Linked DNA regions of Mus musculus: region 1 is linked to region 2. The links are chromatin loops, found by intact Hi-C in ENCODE. Cell type or tissue: gastrocnemius. All regions are shown on one strand. Links, peaks and the distances in the headings refer to the core of each region. The heading gives the core; the rest is flanking DNA. Region 1 overlaps 4732465J04Rik (a long non-coding RNA gene). Region 2 overlaps Gm33377 (a long non-coding RNA gene).

Region 1 (10,141 bases), core at 1,221-9,220, 58 kb after region 2:
CAGGAGGAAGGGATGCCTCAGCGTGGGCCCTTGGAGGCACCCCTTTCCCCCATACCTGACTACTCCTCCACCAAACAAATTCCTTCTCTCCTTATCTTTTTATAAAACACAACACATACTCTTCCGCTAAACATATACTAAAGAACCTTCATGATAGATAGCCCATCATGCATGCTTCAGTTATGCATTCACTCAACAAATGCTATGATGGATCTCCCTTTGCCCAAATTGGTAGATCTGAACACAGAAAGCAGTCCATACTTTGAAAATATATCTGGAAAATGTCTTTAAATAATTCAATTTTTTTTATTCTTATATGTAGACAATGTATCTGACAACTGCCCCAAACAAGCCCCATTTCCACATACCTTCATTTTTTTTTCTTTAATTCATTGAATCCAATTAACACTGTGCCCACCATATGAGTATGGAGTCTGAGATGGTTTGAATGAGAATTGCCCCCCCCCCGTCCTCCGTAAGGCTCAGAGGAAGTGGTATTATTAGGAGGTGTGGCCTTATTAAAGTGGGTGTGGTCTTGTTGGAAGGAAGTATGTCACTGGGAGTGGGCTTTGAGGTTTTCAGAAGCTCAATCCAGGCCTAGTGTCACTCTTCCTTCCTGCTGCCTGCTGAATCAGATGTAGACCTTCTCCAGTGCCATGTCTGGCTGCATGCTACCATGCTTCCTGCCAAGACAATAACGGACTGAACCTCTTGAACTGTAAGCCAGCCCCAAAGTGTACTGGCTAGTTTCGTGTGCCAACTTGACACAAGCTGGAGTTATCACAGAGATAGGAGCCTCCCCTGAAGAAATGCCTCCATGAAATCCAGCTGTAAGGCATTTTCTCAATTAGTGATCAAGGGTGGGAAGGCCTATTGTGGGTGGTGCCATCTCTGGGCTGGTGGTCCTGCGTCCTATAAGAAAGCAGGCTGAGCAATCCAGGTGAAGCAAAACAGTAAGCAGCACCCCTCCATGGCCTCTGCATCAGCTCCTGCCTCCAAGTTCCTGCCCTGTGTGACCTCCTTTGGTGATGAACACCAATGTGGAAGTGTAAGCTGAATAAACACTTCTTCCCCAACTTGCTTCTTGGTCATGATGTTTTGTGCAGGAATAGAAACCCTGACTAAGACACCAACTAAATGGTTCCCTTTATAAGAGCTGCTGTGGCTATGGCTTTTCTTCACAGTGATAAAACCCTAAGATGGGACCTAGTTGGAGTTTTTACAGCAAAAGCCTCAGGATTCAGTGGCCCAAACTGGCTGGACTCAGCCACCCACACCCAGTGTGCCAATCAACTCAGCCCTCAGGAGACAGAGGCAGGCAAAGACCCTGAGTTCGAGGGCAGCCTGGTCTATAGAGTTCCAGGACAGTCTGAGTAGCAGTGCAAAGCAGAGAGGGATTTATCCAATGTGGGCCACAGTGGGAAAAGAGACAAATGCAGGGGTCCAGTGACCGCCCCCCCCAAGTCCAGTGTTGGGCTTTTGACATGAGGTTTGCTGAGCAGAGGAAGAACTGGACACAGCCAGGAGTGTGATTTACTAAGCAGGATGTTCTGGTTGGCCATGTCTCAGTTATCCCTGCCATGACCTGTTCTGTGATGCTACCTCCCTTTCCTGGATAACGGCCTTCATGTGGAGAGGGCTCAGTTCTGTATGGTCCTGCTATTCCAAGAGTCCAATGGGACTTAAGAGGAAAGGTTAAGAGCAATCAGGTGATGGCGGCTCATGCTTTTAATCCCAGCACTTGGGAGACAAAGATGGGTGAACTCCCTGAGTTTGAGGCCAGCCTGGTCTACAGAGTGAGTTCCAAGACAGCCAGGGCTACGCAGAGAAACCCTGTATCAAAAACAACAACAAAACAAAACCAAAGCAATGCTATCTCTGTGCTTTTAGTAAAAGGGAAAGAGATAGAAAGACGACAAGAAAAAGAACCAGAGGAACCAGGCGTTTACCCCATGTTTAGTTGTCTTTTGAGCCAAGTGAGGACTCAGTGCTTTTCCAACAACCAAAGCTTCTTTTTTTTTTCTTTTTTTTAAAAATATTTTTATTAGGTATTTTCCTCATTTACATTTCCAATGCTATCCCAAAAGGCCCCCATACCCTCCCCCCACTCCCCTACCCACCCACTCCCACTTTTTGGCCCTGGCATTCCCCTGTACTGGGGCATATAAAGTTTGCAAGTCCAATGGGCCTCTCTTTCCAGTGATGGCTGACTAGGCCATCTTCTGCTACATATGCAGCTAGAGACAAGAGCTCCGGGGTACTGGTTAGTTCATAATGTTGTTCCACCTATAGGGTTGCAGATCCCTTTAGCTCCTTGGGTAATTTCTCTAGCTCCTCCATTGGGGGTCCTATGATCCCTCCACTAGCTGACTGTGAGCATCCACTTCTGTGTTTGCTAGGCCCTGGCATAGCCTCACAAGAGACAGTTATATCTGGGTCCTTTCAGCAAAATCTTGCTAGTGTGTGCAATGCTTCTAAGTGCCTGTTTCAAAAGCACAGCATTAGACTATATTAACATTTCAAGCTACACTGAAATTCTTAGTTCTTGGGGACTCCTCATTCCCTGTGACAAATGTATTCCACTGATCTAGTGGATTGGGTATGATTCTCATTAACTCCTGGACTCAAATACAACCAGACTGGGAGAAGATGGACAGAAGTCAGGAACCCAAGTCCAAAAGAGTCATGACTTCAGAGAAAGAGAGCTCTGCCTTCTTCTAGTGCAGCAAGAGACCCTGGGACTAGCACCAGGCCTGGTTACAAGTGTTCCAGAAATAGTTCACTCTCCCTGTTCCCCAGCTTGCTAGCTGGCCCAGCAAACCCAGCTCAGCAGGAACCTCTCAGCCCAGAGTGAGGCTCTGGCACACCCTCTGTATTCACAGTAGCACACCAGCCCAACCAGAAGCCAGTCTTCTTGTGATGCACATGATCTCTAATGCAACCGAAAATGCACACTCCCTCTGAGCTGGCTCAAGAGATGTCAATTCAGACAGAAGCCTACCTCGAAAATACAGAGCATGAAAAGTGCATTCCAGGCTTCACCTCTCCCCCAAGCCCATACTTAAGAGTCAGCGTCTTGTGTGACGCTAATGATTATTAAATCAAAAGGCATTCATTTAATGGAGCCATTTCAAGATCCAACAGTAAATTGCCTTCTGCTGCATAGCTCTGGGCATGAAATGATTACACCACAAAGTCTGAGCCTCTGCTGCAGCGTGAGGCAAGGGTGGCTGGGAAATTGTTTTCCAGTTTGCAACGCCAGCAAAAAAAAAAAAAAAAAAAAAAAAAGAGAGAGAGAGAGAGAGAGAGAGAGAGGGGAGGGGTCTCTTGTCTCTGAGGGTTTTATGTCCTCTGCCTCCAACCACTGTGTCATGCAGAATCATTGTGATAAAGAGTCCAGTGTCCAGATATAGGAACCCAACTCCAACTCAGGGTAAAGAAAGAGACCTACATTAGGCAGCCGTTGTTCTTGAAGCTTAAACAGAGAATGACAGTCTGCAGTGACTAATAAAGCTTGGAGAAGGACAAAGACTCAGCTCAGAGCCCTTGCCACAGGATGACAGGGAGCACATCAAATAGGCTGCAGCCTGGAGCTGGTCCCACACTCTTCCCTTGGCTAACACCAAATGCTACAAGGCACTGATCACACTTCAGGCTCCAGGCCCCCTGTTAACACTTTAACGGAGAGCCCTCTGCTTCTTTCGGTCTTCTCAATACCCTCTACTAAGGGGTGCTATCATTGAGCCCATTGTACTGACTATAAATTGGAGCCTCAGCAAAATTAGTTTGATGCAGGTCATGGCTAGTCAGTAGTGAAGCTAAGATTCAGATACAAGCCTCTCAAGGGTCTTTACTCACAATGTTGGTTGAACATTATCTCCAAAACCCTAGCTAAATGAAATGGATCATGAATATAGCTCTGGGGGTGTCTTGTAGTTCTTATTGCAAAAAAAAAAAAAATGAATAAGAATCTGATAATGGGCCTAAAATATAGTCATCACCACACCACTCCGTTGGCTTCATAATATCTGAAGTTAAGCAATCACATCAAGTATTTCTCCCCAACAGATGACAACCCATCACACTGTATCTTGCCGAACTTTAAAAGCCAGAAAGGGAACCTGGATAGGTCCTTCCTGTTCAGAATTCTACCTTGGTGAGGAGGCTAGGCCACTTTCTAAACTGTCCACTGCAGAGCTGTATTTTAAGAATATGGGTTTAAACTCTCGAGGAGCCCACTAATCCTAACCCTAACCCTAACCCTAACCCTGACCGTGGAAGCAAACAGTTCAGAAATACTCAAGAGGATGAACTGTTTAAGCATGAGTAGCCTAATAATCTAGATGCACAGTGAGTCAGAGGACCCCAAAGGGAGACTGTGTTACTTTGCTATGTGAAAGACTAAATCGCAGGCATCATCCCACCAGGCTAAACTTGGGGCAGGAGCTCTTGCTCCTGTAACTGACTTGGCATGAGTAAATTTTTTTAATCATAATTGTTCCGGAACCTTGGGTGCCCATGGCCAAAAGTCCTGTGAAGAATTTAATCAAACCATGGGCATTGTACCAATCAACCCCTTGGGAAATTTCTAGCATAATTCTGAGGGTTAGAGATTTCCTCCTTGCAAATGAGATGGATGTTATCTCGAATTCAGCATATAGTCTCTCTCTCTCCTGACAAGTCCTGCTCCATTAACTTTCAGTTGCTCCTTTTACTATTCAGTTTATAGTTTTAAACTTTTAAAGCCTTATCAGATGCCCTTTGAAACAAAATGCATAACAGATTTATTTTTAATCCATGAATAAAGACCTTGAGAGGACAAACAACATATTTAATGATAGGAAAGTGCGGTGTTGCTAATGAATGGTTCTGTTCTCCCAATAATGCCCCAAACTAAAGCAGTAATTTCTGCAAGCCTTGTTTGGCTTTAGAAATTTACAGTGTAGCATTTTCACATGTATTATATCTTATTTAGGCCTTCTGACAAACACAGACCGAGTGGGTTTAATACCTCATTTTAAATTAACGAAAGACTATGGCCCAGAGCATTGAAATTGCTGCCCCAAGCTTATATAACCAGTAAGGGATGGGAGTCAGAGCCAGAATTCTATCTCTCTGGTTTTCAGCCCAATTCAACTAACTCATGTTCTCTCTCTCCTCTCCCCTCACCCCTCATCCCTCACCCTTCTCCTCTCTCCTCTCTCTCCTCTCCCCTCTCTCTCCTCTCCCCTCTCTCCTCTCTCTCCTTTCTCTCCTCTCTCCTCTTTCCTCCCTCTCCCCTCTCTCTCCTCTCCTCTCTCTACCCTCTCCCCCTCTCCCCTTTCCTCTCTCTCTCTCTCCTTGCTCTCTCTCTCACAATCTATCTATCTATCTATCTATCTATCTATCTATCTATCTATCTATCTATCTATCTATCGTTCGATCAATAAATAGATAGCTTAGGCTTTCTTTCCTTCTACATCAATACTCTTTGATCATCTTTGGGTCCTAAGTTCCTTAACATTATGATGAAAGATAGGGATCTTTGTTTCTAGAAAATGTTTCTGTGTGCATTCAGATCCATTAGTGTACTTAATTTCAAGGGATTTCTAGATCCCTTAAGCCCAACTTCACATGCACTATAGATTTAAAGATCCAAAGGAATCTTGCTTACACTATTAGCCACCTAGAATAGCTGTGGCATCACAGTAACCCCTGAAACATGGCCTCTAATATAGAATCTGAACTGTCGTGGGCATATATGTAGGCTGAAGGACTGAGATAATGAGTAAATGAATAAGTAGATCCATTTGAGAATGCAGCTCAATGGAGCTGAAAAAAGTGGCTCAGCAGTTAAGAACACTGTTGCTCTTGCAGAAGACCTGATTCGGTTCCCAGAACCCACATGGTAGCTCCCAACTGTCTGTAACTCCATTTCCATGGGATCTGATAATGTCCCCTTCTGGCCTCCTTAGGAACTGCACACATATGATAGATAGATAGATAGATAGATAGATAGATAGATAGATAGATAGATAGATAGATAGATAGATAGATGATAGATAGATAGATAGATAGATGTGTGTATGTATAGATACACGCAGGTAAAATGTATAAAATAAAATAAATTAATTTTTTTTTATAAAAAAGAAAGTCACCTGGAGATTTGTGTCCTACTGACAGCACACTGGGAACATCCTTTCCTCTCTTACGCAACACCTGGTTAATAAGCTGGGGGCAGTATGACTAGATGGGACGCTTGCTAGTCGGATGATGTTTAATATATCCATCAACAGAGCTGATGGGCACAGTGTCACCTTCCATATCCAGAACGACACGGATACTGTAACCCCCGTCTAAATACCAGTGAGAACTTGGAACTGCAGAGCCTAGGAGAGAGGCTCATGTAACAGATTCGGAAAGGTGGCCTGTGTTTTTCTGCCTGAAATTAGTGTCTAGTTATCATTTAGATAACTTTAAACTAGGTTTTCCTAATCTGCGGCTTTTAAAATGAGAGCAACGACACTTCCATTTCTTTTTGGACATCTGGGAGGAATGCCTACTGACTTTCATTAACCCAGGATTCTATTCTGGGGAGGAACATCAGCGGCTTCCCATTAACTTTGCAGGTCATATGTTTACAGAGAGGGAGACATTTCCCTGGCCAGCTTTACTCGGGATGCTAAAGTGTAAGGGCTGGCCAGACTCATGGCCCCGGAGAACAAGGTTCTACAGCAGGCTTTTAATCTGCTCTCTTCTACTCCCTGCACCAGTCTCTCCATGCATGGGAAGACTGTAATTAGTGTCTTTTGTGGACCATAAAGCAGGTAAGCAAAACAAGGAAACAGAATTATAGGATAATATAATGGCTTCAAACTTTGTGCATCGCAGGCCCCATTTCAAACTGACTTCACTTAAAGACAACGGTCTATTCTAGGGGTTATATCTCTAAGTATATTAATTCTCAGCCTCACATAAAACTCCTATGTGAGGGCAGGTGCTTCATACATCGAAGCGTGCAACTCTGTAATTATTAGTATTGAAAGGCCATTGAATATTTTTCTATCAAGGATGTTTTTCCCTTTTGGATTCTACATCCTGGTGGTGGAAGAAAAATGGGATCAACATCTCCTTTACTCATGACCTTGTGGGACTCCTTGCATCTCAGAGCTTCTGCAGAAACCAAGGGTACTGTACCATCCTGTGTCTCCACACCAAGAACACAAGCTTTCTTCCATCCACACTTCGGGAGCCATGAACGGGACATCAGTATTTAATATGCGGCAACATTAATCCTAAACTAAGTTGTGCCAATTTTTTTCATTCACTTGGCTTGATCTAAACATGGGGCCTTTCCCACTTTCATTTATCTTGTTCTGCGTTTGTTAGGTTAGCTCATACAGCAATGACTTCATCAGAGCATTTTCACATAAGCCCTGCTCTTATTGGTTCCACTCTCCCACCCTCTTCCTGTGCCCCCCACCTCTCTTGTTGGACCAATGTCTTCCCCTTCATAGGCCCCGTTCACTTTCAATCCATGTATTTCACATCCCTATTGCCCCTCCCCATTCTTTAGATCTCTTCTTCCTTTCTCATAGTCTCCTTGCTAGTTTTGTGACCTCCCCCAAACATGCACATTGAAATTAAACCAAAGAGCTCCATATGGTGGGCATATTTCATTAGCATAAATTAATTACACATAATGTGATAGTTTATATATGCTTGGTCCAGGGAGTGGCACTATTAAGAGGTGTGGCCTTGTTGGAGTAGGTGTGTCCCTGTGGGCGTGGGCTTAAAACCCTCATCCTAGCTGCCTGGAATTGAGTATTCTTCTACTAGCAGCCTTCCAAGATGTAGAAACCTTAGCTTCTCCTGCACCATGCCTGCCTGGATTCTGTCATGTCCCTGCCTTGATGATAATAAACTGAACCTCTGAACCTGTAAGGCAGCCCCAATTAAATGTTGTCTTTCGTAAGACTTGCCTTGGTCATGGTGTCTGTTCACAGCAGTAAAACCCTAAATAAGACACACAGTAATGGGTTACATTGTGACATTTTCATATGTACAACACTACAATACTTTTTTGTTTGTTTGTTTGTTTGCTTGCTTGTTTGTTTGTTTGTTTTTGAGGCAGGATTTCTCTGTGTCCTCTAATTCAGAGATCTACTTGCCTCTGCCTCCAGTACTGGGATTAAAGGTGTTCGACACTACCTCCTGGATTACAACACTTTTTTTTTAATGGCTGTTGAGTTCATCATGCATGTAAAGTAAGAAACAGAGCTGTGTGGTGATGGTAAATGCCCTCAATCCCAGCACTCAGGAGGTAGAGGCAGGCAGATCTCTGTGAGTTCAAGGTCAGCCTAGTCTAGAGGAGTTCCAGGACAACCAACGCTAGACAGAAAAAGCCTGTCTCAAAAAAAAAAAAAACAAACAGAGATAGACAGACAGATACAGAGAGAGAGAATACCTCACAATATGACACATAACTGTTTTATGCCACTGATGCCTTCTGAAGTCATCTACTTTTTAAGCAATACATTTAACTCCTTTTAAAAACCAGGAAATTGAGCGACAGAGAAGCTAAGGAACTTGTTGATGGTCATATAGCCAAGAAACAACAAAGTTGGGATTCGAACTCAGTATTCTAGTTTCAGAGTCCAGCTCCTGTCTCTCCCTACATCCCCTGAACATGAGATCATGTCCGACTCATGGTTGCCACTGTTAACCACATGATGAAGACTTGATCTGCTTGGCAGGGGTCATCTGCATGGAGCAGCATCCAAATGTTGACTCCAGCTAGTGGTCAGGGCCAGGAAATAAGGTAACTTCCTCCTAAGAAAAAGACACAACAAAACAAGCAACTTCCTCGTCCCAGCAGTGAGGAAACCAAGTTAAGGACCAGAAAGATGAACTCTGGTCAGCAGTCGGGACTTCTGTCTACTTGCCTTTGATTTCACTGGTGCTATTACTTTGTGGTACTAGGACTTGAATCCAGGGCCTTTGCACATGCCAGGCAAGTATTCTGTCACTTAGCGACACCCTGCTTTCTCTCTGAGTTTTAATAGGTAAAGAAAGCTGAATCAGAAATGAAACCCTAGATTTATTTCCTGTTCCCATAAGACCTTTCAAGATGGGGCTGATAGCTTGATGTCTCTGGACCCTCTCCCCTTTCTACGGGCTTTAGCTTAAAGGATGGCTTTCCCCACACACAAAGTAGACCATGAGACAAAAGATCAGACCCTAAGACCTTTCGGTGACCATGGAAAGGCGATCTGCGCGCCTGCAACCCAAGCCTCACTGTTTCCTGCAGCATTTGGCTGCACAAGGTGAGTCTTAGGAGGTCATGTCCTATCAAGACTCTTAATGAGATCCAGATATTGCAGTGGCCCTGCTGTCCAGGATTAGACCTTGGAATCTGAAATACTCCAGAAAGGTATAGTTTCTGTCCTCCACACCAAGTAAACAGCACATGGCATCGGCTTCCAGCAGGCGATGACACACATTCACAGGGTAGCAGTTGAGGAGCTGTGTTTATCTGACACTTAATACCCGAGAAGGCATTGGCTATATGGGGATTCCCATGCCCAGGTAACCTAACCCATGGACTCGTAGCGCCATCATTTGTTCAGCTGTCACCACCTCTCCAGCCTTCAGAGGGCGGCCTGTGGTTCCAGACAGTGATCCCAGTCTCTGAAATAGAAGAAAAAAAAAAGATGGTGTGTTGAATGTGAGCCAGCCACTGCAAGAGAAAGAAACATTTAAGAAAGTATGTTCTGTGTTGAAAAGAGAGATAGCTTGATAAGTAGGTAGGTAGACGATAGTTAGGCAGGTAGACAGACAGAGAAAGCATGATAGGTAGGTAGGTAGATAGGTAGATCGATAGATAGATAGATAGATAGATAGATAGATAGATAGATCGGTAGATAGATAGATAGATCGACAGACAGAGATACGCACATACATGCACACTGTGTATGTGTGTGTGTGTTTGCGAATGCGTGCGTGCATACACACATAAGCATGCAAATATAGCTGACTATATGTACATGTATGGAAGCTATGGGAGAATTTGAGGTGTCTTCCTAAGCTGCTCTTTAATTTACTTTTTAAGATAATGTCTCTCCCTGAACCTGTAACTAGCCATCCACTTAGACAAGACTGG
Region 2 (10,141 bases), core at 1,124-9,123:
CTGAGCAAGCACTTCACAAAGGTGAGCATTCTGGAGCAGAGATCTTGGGGGTGTGCTGTAGACTCCCTGGGAACCACACCCTTTTGCTTTATCCTTCCTCCAATGGACAGCATAGAGTCATAGAATCAGCTTTTGATAAAGTGAAAAAAGATATTTTACAAACATACACCGTAACACACAGGTAAAATAAATTCAGCTGGTTTTCCTAGTGGCTAATGGCATAAGAAGTTGACACCAGGCAGCCATGACTTTAGAGCCCTGATTCCCAGCTCAGTAGCCGTTTGACCTTATTAAGTCTCAGCTCTGACCTTTAAGATAGGAATAACTCTTTGTGTTTATTGTGAGAATTAAGTCACACAAGATCAATAAAGCACTTGGGAAATGTGTGCAGTACAAGTGTTCCATAAATGGTTACTTTAGTATCCAGGTAAGAGCCCAAGGTAACTCAAACAAGGTTCAGTTGAGTATCCACTCTAAATACAGAGCACTGAATTGCCAGAGAGGGGCTCCCTTTCTGAGGCCTCAGAGGGTTGGCTTCAGGCAAATCACAAACCTGTTGGTCTGTCTAACTTCCTGGAAGACTCTAATAGGCATCTCTAGCCCAGCTTCTCCTTTGTCTTCAAATTTGCAATGTCAGGTCCTTACAGATCACCAAACTTCATAATGGCATTCTTGGGGGAGGGTAGGGTATCTCTACCTAGCCTGTTCCCACTCCTTATATTCCATGGGCCAAAGCAAGTCAGTGGCCCGTGCCACTTCAAGGAGGACAGGAAGGGCCATTCTGTCATGAGCTTGGACATGTCACAACCGGTCACAGCATGATGACTGCCACAAATGCCAAAGGACAAATAGGTATTTTTAGGGCAACATATGAATGTGTTCTTGAAGAGAATAGAGCACTAGTGACCTTTGTTATTTTCCTACAGCAACTTCTTCCTGATGTAGCATATCTCCATGAGGGCCTTCAGAAATGCAGGCATCCCAATAGAAAACTGGGTGTCATGTGAGACTTCTAACAATGAGAGCAGGGTTGTCTCTGTTGCCTGCCTTTGGGATCCCCCCCCCCCCACACACACACACACACACCCGGGCTGCCTCACCTAGCCTCAATAGAAGTTGTACCTAGTCTTACTGCAGCTTGATGTGCCAAGTCGATCTCCATGGGCGCTCCCCTCTTCTGAAGAGAAAGGGAGGAGAGTGGAGTGTGAGGGAGGCCTGGGAGGAATTGAGGGAGGGGAAGTTGTGGTCAGGGTGTAAAGCAAATAGATAAGTTTAAAAAAAAGAAAAAAGAGGACCAGTGTCTTGATTTGACTAAATTGTCAAGTGATGCTGAAGAAATTGTGGAATTTTTAAAACCTGAGACATGGGTTGCAGGAAGGAAGATTAAACTATTCATATTCAGCTGTGGAACTGCTGAGACAATTCATTCTAAGATTCTACAAAGGTGGTCCTATTGAAGCTTGGATAGCATCATAAATGTTTTGTCTTTGAACTTTCATGCTGTCCTGTTACTTTTCCAAACAAATTTTCAAAAGTTTTACTATGTATCATCTGGCCCTTCCAATGTAATAACAACTATTTGATTTTCTGAAGTAATCCTTCCTTTTCTTTCTTTCTTTCTTTCTTTCTTTCTTTCTTTCTTTCTTTCTTTCTTTCTCTTTCTTTCTTTCTTTCTCTCTTTCTCTCTCTCTTTCTCTCTTTCTTTCTTTCTTTCTTTCTTTCTTTCTTTCTTTCTTTCTTTCTTTCTCTTGCTTGCTTTCCTCCTCCTCCTCCTCCTCCTCCTCCTCGTCTTCTTCTTCTTCTTCTTCTTCCTCTTCCTCCTCCTCCTTCTTCCTCCTCTACCCCTACCCCTCCTCCTTCTTCCTCTTCATCTTCTCTACCTCCTCCCTCTCCTCTTCCTTTGTATATTTTTTGGAGGCGTGGTTTTGCTTTTGTTTCCTTGACTTTGAGACAGGGTCATGCCATGCAGTCTCATTCAGCACTGAACCTCTGCTCCAATGTGGGATCACAGACCCATGCCACCACTTGTGGCTTCTTCTTCTTCTTCTTCTTCTTCTTCTTCTTCTTCTTCTTCTTCTTCTTCTTCTTCTTCTTCTTCTTCTCCTTCTTCTTCTTGTTAATAAAACACCTGATGTCATTATAATATAAGATTTATAAGGATGTCATTATAAATATAAGATTTATTTATCTCATATGTTGAAGATTTAAGGGTGTGGCTTTGGCAGTTGCTCAGCTCTGGTGAGGACACCATTGTTCAATACAGCTGATGATGTGAGGATGGATAAATCATGTTACTGATCAGGATACCGATCAAGCAGAACGGGCCAGTCTTTCAATGTCCCACTAGATCTCACGCCTTCAAGGTCTTACTACCCTAACATTGCCACACTAGGAACCAAGATCCCAAACACACAAATCTTTGTGAGACACACTCAAACCATATCCAAATATCTTTATTCCTCTCGTCAACTAATTAGAGCATCATTAAATGCTAACCTGCGTAACCCTGAGTTTAATCTAACCTCAGTTTTAAGGCCCAAGGGATCATCCTTAAATGGGACCTCACAAACTATCTGAATAGACCGGAGAAGCTGATGAGGAGTCACGATGCTATGAGTCTTTGTCCACATGTTTCAGTGGAAAACATCTGAACGGTCACACTCAGTTAACAGAGATCAGTAACTGCCCATATGCTAGAGCAAAGAAAGTCACCTGCAAGGTGACTGGTTCATCATACTGTCACCACTGAGTCCTCTCAACACATCGAGTTACCCTGTGGTTCCTACAAGTTTCCTTAGACAGAACAAGTCCTATTGTTACATTATAATAAATAAGAGCACAGGTTAGCTCGTTAATTCTCAGCATGGTTTCCAAGTAGCATCATCAGCCCCATCAGAGAACTTTTTAGAAGTACAATTCTGTGTCCCAACAGGCAGTGCTAAGGAGAGTGCCCAGGAAACTGCTTTAACAAGTCTTTTGAGGGATTCTGATGCACACTAACAACATCCTTGCTTTATTTCCTGGCTTTGTAGGAACTCATCAATGCCACGTTCCTTCTGTGGTTGACTTATTTGGCTTAGCACAGTGTGAAGACTCAAGTGTGGTGCATCTCAGTTATGGATTATCCTTTCTATGGGGCTGGAGAGATGGCTCAGTTAAGAGCACCGACTGCTTTTCCAGAGATCCTGAGTTCAATTCCCAGCAATTACGTGGTGGCTCACAACCATCTGTAATTGGATCTGGTGCCCTCTTCTGGTGTGTCTGAAGACAGCTACAGTGTACTCATATAAATAAAATAAATAAGTGGATAATAATAATAATAAAACAATATCCTTCCTTTATAAGGCTGCTTTTTGTCCCAGGTTATAAATGTATTGTGGTTTTGTTCTGCCTTATCTGTTCATGGACACAGAGTCCTTACACTTTCGGGCAATCATGAGTAGTTTTGCTACAAACACAAGTGTATATATACATCTTTCTGTGAATCCTTGCCTACAATTCATTTTAATACAAAGCAAATTTCTGGTAGTCTACTACCCTTGACACCCCATCTTTATTAGAGAAGCCACTCTCTCTAGCCCCTTCTGTAAGGCAGTGTGGCCTCCCTGGAATCCTAGAGAATGCTGTAGGATTTTCTTACATCCTTTGAAAACGTCGGCGTGAAGGCCCACTCTTTCCCAAAGACACACATTTGCCTCTCTTGCCCTGCATCCCATTTGTTTATAGAGCATGATTTTTTTTTTCTGACCCATCTGCAAAAATGTGAAGTACTCATATAGAAAATGTTATTTTTTTTTCCATCCTGTGGGTGACAGGGACCTAAGAACAAAGGAGGATTACAGGGCAGACTGTCTGCTATCATAGCTTAGTCGTCTGCTACTTGTTTCCAACCAAACACACAGTATCATTAGCTCTGCCCTTGGCTTCAACTTAATCTATTTTGACTACGAATATTGTCTTCTTCGGAAGCTCTACAATTTCCTGAAGAGACTGCAAATCAGCATTCTTGCCTAGAGCCATACGTGGTCGTTAGCTTTCCTCTGCTTGAAAGGCAGACAAAGGCAGCATATCATTGTGAGCGGCAAGGTTTTATTTTATCTTATTATTATTTTATTTAGTGTCTGCCTCCCAGCTGAACTACAAGGTAAGGTATCTAGATGCTGAACGTTTATCAGATGTGCTTAATTTTCCCAATAGGCCCTGGAGACAGGAAGAAAACAAGATAACAGGCTCTAACTAGCAGCAGTTGGGATATTCAGACTTTGAAAGTTTTAGCCTGTATGATATACAGTGGCAAGGCAGTAAGATACTACACTCATCTGTCACTCAAAAATTCTCTGAGATGAGACTGCTTAATGAAAAAAGTTATTTCTGTGAGGGCTGCAAAAAAATGGGGTTTTACAACAGCTTTTTTCCAAACTTGTTAAGAGTTGACACGTGTATTTCCTCTAGGAGGCAGTGTTGTGTAGTGGAGATGTGGTCTTTCAAACCAGCTCTGTGACCTTGAGGAACTTGTATCTGTCTCTCTGTCTCTCTGTCTCTGTCTCTCTCTCTCCTTCCTTCCTTTCTTTCTTCTTTTATTCATTCATTCTTTTAAAAAAAATTACAGGATTTCATGTAACGCAGATTCATCTCACACTTGCTATGCAGCTAAGGAAGGCCCAGAACTTCTGACTCCCATCTCCACTCTGAGTGTTGGGATTAATGATTTCTACCACCATGCCAATTCCACAGTGCTGGACATCAGACTCAAAGCACTAAACTTGCTAGGCAAGCAATTTACCAACTGAGCTCCAGCCCAGCCCCTGAATTGTTTTGTTCTGAGATAAGTTTGCACTGTGTAGCCAGGCTAACGTTGACATCTCATTATCTCAGCTGCCCGAATTTTGGGGTTATTGGCATGTGCCACCATGGGGCTTATACAACGTTCTTCACACTTGACTCGATTTTTTAATAGGACATGCACTAAAAAGCTATTCTGAAATGTTAGGTTTCTAAGCAACTTTTCTGTTCCCTTAATATTGAGCCAGCCCTTCCCTTTAAAACCTTTGTCTTTGTTCCCAACATCCTTTGCCTCCACGATGGACAGGGAGACCACGGTCCAGTTCTCAGGTGTCCGTGGCATATAATCCCAGTGGTTTTTCTGTATTGCTTTCACCAACTCCACAAAATCCAGAAAATTTGGCAAATCCCCCTGTGTAACGACTGTTTCAACTTCCCATCGTCTCAGGCTTGTGTTATATCTGACAATAAGCCAGGCTATGAGCAACACAGTGACAACTTGCTGGGCAGGATAGGAACTGGAGCAGAGTGAGAAAGATTTAAGTGAGGGCTGCTTTTGGTGAGTAGCCAGCTCATTATGACACGTTTTGCTCCTGATACCTCTTGTAAGTTGAACAGTCGGAGAGCGAAGCCTCTCTTTCTCCTGAAATGGTTGAGCCCATGCTGTGTACTCAGTAGAGAGCTGTGTGAGCAACACACACCTTGGTTGTCATTCAATAGTTTCATTATCTACATAGAAAGACCACATGTTCACAAAAGTACTGAAGGTACAAAAGCATGTGACAATAAACAAGAAAATAGCATTATGTGTGTATTTATATGTACTTATAAATGTGTGCCATTAACTCTCTATAAGTTCTGCACCCAGCACTATAAAATATATGTTATATATATTTATTATATATAATATTATATATGCATAGTCTGAGCTGAGATTGGTGATGCTTTTAATCCCAGCACTCAGTAAACAGAAGCAAGTAGATCTCTCTGGTTCCAAGCCCAGCCAAAGTCACACAGTAAGACTCCCTGCTCTTCTTTCTATATATAGATATATAATATTTATTACACATAATCTGTACTGACATGTCATTTTTTCCCAAACAATAAGCTTAACAACTGCTTATGCAACATTTATATTGGGTTGGCGATTATATATAACCTAAACACGAGTCAAGGCATATGGGAGGATGCATCATTTAATTAAAGGTACCATTTTATATCAATGGATAATGGACAGAGGCTAAGAGAACTGTTCTTGAATTGGTTCCCTCTTTCCTTCAATTACAGCCTTAACTAAAGAATAAATTAATCTACTTCTCTCCAATCTACCCGTACTTATGCAATTCATCTGTCTTTTGTCATTAGAATCTTTCAGCACCCATAGAACTTTGTCTTTTGATGTGTCCCAGCACCAGTAACAGGGACTGTCACTTGGTAGGTGATCAGTAAGCGTTTGTTTGTGAATACATGGTGTGGTAGTTTGGAACAGATAGGAACAGTTCCCATAGGAGCATATTTGAATGTTTGACCCCAGTTGATGGAAAGATCAGGAGGTTTGGCCATGTTGGAGGAGGTGTGTCACTAGGGATGGCCTAAGGCCACACCAGGCTCAGGTGCTCTCTCTCTCTCTCTCTCTCTCTCTCTCTCTCTCTCTGCCAGTTTTCTATGGATCAGGATGTAAAGCACTCAACTACTACCCCAACACCGCACCTGTGTGCTTCCCACTGTGATGGCCATGGATTCTTACTACCTTCTTAAATCAAGAACATTTTTACCCTGTTAAGTGTTTTTCTTTTATAAGCGATGCCTTTATCATATTTTCTCTTTACAACAATAGAACAATAACTAAGACATCTGGGAGCTTCAAGACTCTGGTTTTTTTCATTTGTTTGTTTGTTTTTTTTCTTTTCCCTTTTTACCCTCAGGCCCAAAGACCATCGCCCATCACAACAGTCTATGGTCAGGAATCCTCAGGCACTCTGCCTGACAGACTTGGATGTGAACAAGAAAAGCTAGTCTGGAGAAGTCCTGCAAATCTTAAGGATCACAACACATGATTCTAAAAAGCTCCAAGTAGAATGGCAAGCTGAGGCATCCAGGCTAACGAAGTCTTCTGGGTCCCTAGACAAAGCCCCATTCTAACCCAGTTGACAAGGAATCCAAAGCTGTACTCCCAAAGGGCACAGGAAGGAAACTGGACTTCTCCCTCCTATGAAGGAAAAGATTTGTGCTAGAATCATGGTGTAGTGGGATGAATTGCCCCCCTGGAGTCATGAAATTTGTGCATTATGTATAGCATTGCCTGTATTTCACGGAAAAATCACTGCAGAATTTCAGGGTCCTGAAATACATTTGTGTGACTGCAGGATGAAACTTAGCCAGCATTCCCCAACCCTGTTCCTGGAACCGGGTTTTCCAGACTCCAGCCCTCTACACCTGCAGTCACACAGGAGCCAGTGGCCACATGTGACTGGCAAGCATTTGCAGTAGGGCTCAGGCTACATTTTCAAATGAAGAGACCAAAACAGTGTACAGAAAAGGCAAAACAGACATGCAGCACATCCCTTCAATCATGTTACATTGATTGATGTTTAAATAATGGTCTTAGCCGGGCGTGGTGGCGCACGCCTTTAATCCCAGCACTCGGGAGGCAGAGGCAGGCGGATTTCTGAGTTCGAGGCCAGCCTGGTCTACAAAGTGAGCTCCAGGACAGCCAGGGCTATACAGAGAAACCCTGTCTCGAAAAACCAAAAAACCCAAAAAATAAATAAATAAATAAATAAATAAATAAATAAATAATGGTCTTTTTACCTACTGAGCTAAATAAAAATAGATCATCAGAAAAGGGATAGGAGCAGAAGCAAGGCAGATTTGAGGCAGAGGCTATGTGTAAACTCCAGTACTTTTGTTCAGTTTGGCTACAAAAACCTACAACTGCTTTGAAATCAAGAATGCTCAAGTCAGCCATTGTAACTCATACTTAGCATAACAGCAGCATTCTGGAACAGAGGCAGGAGGATCTCCAGGTCAACCTGAACTACATTGCTATTGCTAGTTTGAGGCCAACCTGGGCTACAAAATGAGAGCCCGACTTAAGTCAGAAAACAAAACAGAAGCCTGCTTATAAATAGTTCACCTGTTTGATTTGATTTGTTGGTTGGTTGGTTGGTTGGTTGTTTTGTTTTGTTTTTTTGTTTGTTTGCTTGTTTTTACCTTTCTGACGATAGTTGCAGGAACCTTTAAATTTACATATGTACCTAAGTTCATGCCAAGCCCAGTGTGATGACTCACACTTATAATCCCAGTACTCAAGAGACAGAATCAGGAGGATTGCCAGGAGATCCTGGTCAGCCTGGGCTACAGAGTGAGACCCTGTCCAGAAAAATAAAATGTCAAATGAGATATTTCTATTTGATATATTCTTATTGTTTTTCTATAATCTGAAAGAAAATCAAATAACTGCCTCTCCACATTTTACCAATCCCCACCCCATGGCATCTGTGCTCACTATCAGGGTGAGTGTACCAAACCTGCTCAGAATACATAGTGTATAGAACCCTGGTGAATTGGCGTTTTCTAAATGCATTTGGCCAGGATACCCATTTCCTACTAAGCACCAACTCCCCTTCATCTTGAGGAAGACATCTTGGAAAAACACGGCCCTAGATTGTAGCACTCAGATTTTGTTGATTTATCACATGATTCTAACGATATGGAAAGAAAACCTCAGTGAGATTGTAAGATGCTCAGACAGGTAGAGTGTAAAATGCTCAGACAGGGAGACTATAAGATGCTCAGATAGGGGGCTGGAGAGATGGCTCAGCGGGTAAGAGCACTGACTGCTCTTCCAAAGGTCCTGAGTTCAAATCCCAGCAACCACATGGTGGCTCACAACCACCCATAATGAGATCTGATGCCCTCTTCTGGTGCGTCTGAAGACAACTACAGTGTACTTATGTATAATAAAATAAATCTTAAAAAAAAAAAAAAAAAAAAGATGCTCAGGGAGAGTTTAAGGGAAAAGTCTTTGATGGCTCCTGGGAGAGACCACAGCTAGGTAAAAGCTGATAAAAAATGTGCGAGTGTGGGATTGGAGAGGGAAGATGAGCTCGGGTTTCCTAACAGAAATAAACCTTGGCTTTCTACTGCTTGGGTTGCCTTAGAGCTGTGGTTCCCAATCTTCCTATCGCTGCAACCCTTTAATGCTGTGGTAACCCCCCAGCCATAAAGTTATTTTTACTGCTACTTCCTAACTGTAATTTTGCAGCTGTTATAGATCATAATGTAAATACCCGATATGCAGACAATCTTAGGGTGGGTGACCCCAAGGGGTTGAGAACCACTGTCTTAGAGGCTCCAGCTTCCCCAGAACATCAAATGTCTTTGCTGCAGCTTTCAGAGACAGCGTCCTCAGAGGAAACTCAATACCCTAGGAAGAAGCGTTGTAACAGACTAGAGACTTCAAAGTTAAGAGAACATACAACCTAACACGTAGCCAAACGCAGCAAGAGGTGGGCCACCACATAGGTCTTTCCCCTCTCACCCAAGGGCTCCAGGGAGCAGCTGAGGAGAATCCCCCTCAGGTTTTATCTCTCCAGATAAAGCAGGAGTCCACAGCTCACCACCTCTGATGGCTTCTGACAGAAGTTTCTGCATGGATGATAAAAGAGCTATTCCTGATGCTCAGTACTTCAGATGTCCTGTCAGATGTGGCATCCTAAGATGTGGGCAGATTTCTGGGGTGTAGCTGTGAGTGAAAGTTTCTCCTGGAAAAACCTCAGAAGCCCCCCCACCCCCACCCCCACCCCCTTTGTGTCTGCAAACTTCTTCCTAGCTGCCGACACTGGCTTTGCACATATTATTTTGGCTTATACTTGTTTTTCAGTGCTAGACGTTGAAACCAGGCCCCCTGTAGTCTAGACAACAACCGCTCAGTACTAAATAATGTTTTTGAAAGCTATATTAAAGTATAACTTATTCACAATAAAATCCACCTTTAGAAGTGTGAACAGTCACAAACATGTTTTGGAATGTTTCCGTCACCCTACCCCCACCCTCAATTTTCCTTGAGCTCCTTTTCAGCTGGTTATTGTCTTAGTTAGGGTTTTACTGCTGTGAACAGACACCATGACCAAGGCAAGTCTTATAAAGGACCACATTTAATTGAGGCTGGCTTACAGGTTCAGAGGTTCAGTTCAGTATCATCAAGGTGGGAACATGGTGGCATCCAGACGGGCATGGTGCAGGCAGAGCTGAGAGTTCTACATCTTCATCTGAAGGCTGCTAGTAGAATACTGACTTCCAGGCAGCTACGCTGAGGGTTTTAAAGCCCATACCCACGGTGACACACCTACTCCAA

Evidence for each region. Peaks named below come from ENCODE experiments on the same cell type or tissue, not always from the same donor. Only the 100,000 strongest peaks of a DNase experiment are listed, where the experiment ranks them.
Region 1: a loop joins it to region 2, with 4 times the contacts of the local background. A loop is called at or near these places in 2 of 42 quality-filtered maps.

The regions. Positions count from the first base shown.
Region 1 is chr10:95,794,334-95,804,474 of GRCm38, reverse strand. It overlaps 4732465J04Rik (a long non-coding RNA gene), which reads right to left. Exons shown (of 5, transcript XR_380952.1): 5 at 9,491-9,669. Among named protein-coding and RNA genes, the nearest start is that of Gm33377, 18 kb to the left of the region's middle. In gastrocnemius, for the core only: a CTCF peak has its summit at 5,930 (motif pointing left); DNase peaks (open chromatin) are centred at 2,858 and 3,585; H3K27ac peaks cover 4,512 bases.
Region 2 is chr10:95,852,685-95,862,825 of GRCm38, reverse strand. All of the region lies in intron 3 of Gm33377 (a long non-coding RNA gene), which reads right to left. Among named protein-coding and RNA genes, the nearest start is that of Gm33543, 15 kb to the right of the region's middle. In gastrocnemius, for the core only: a CTCF peak has its summit at 4,444; no DNase peak of the experiment used is centred there; H3K27ac peaks cover 230 bases.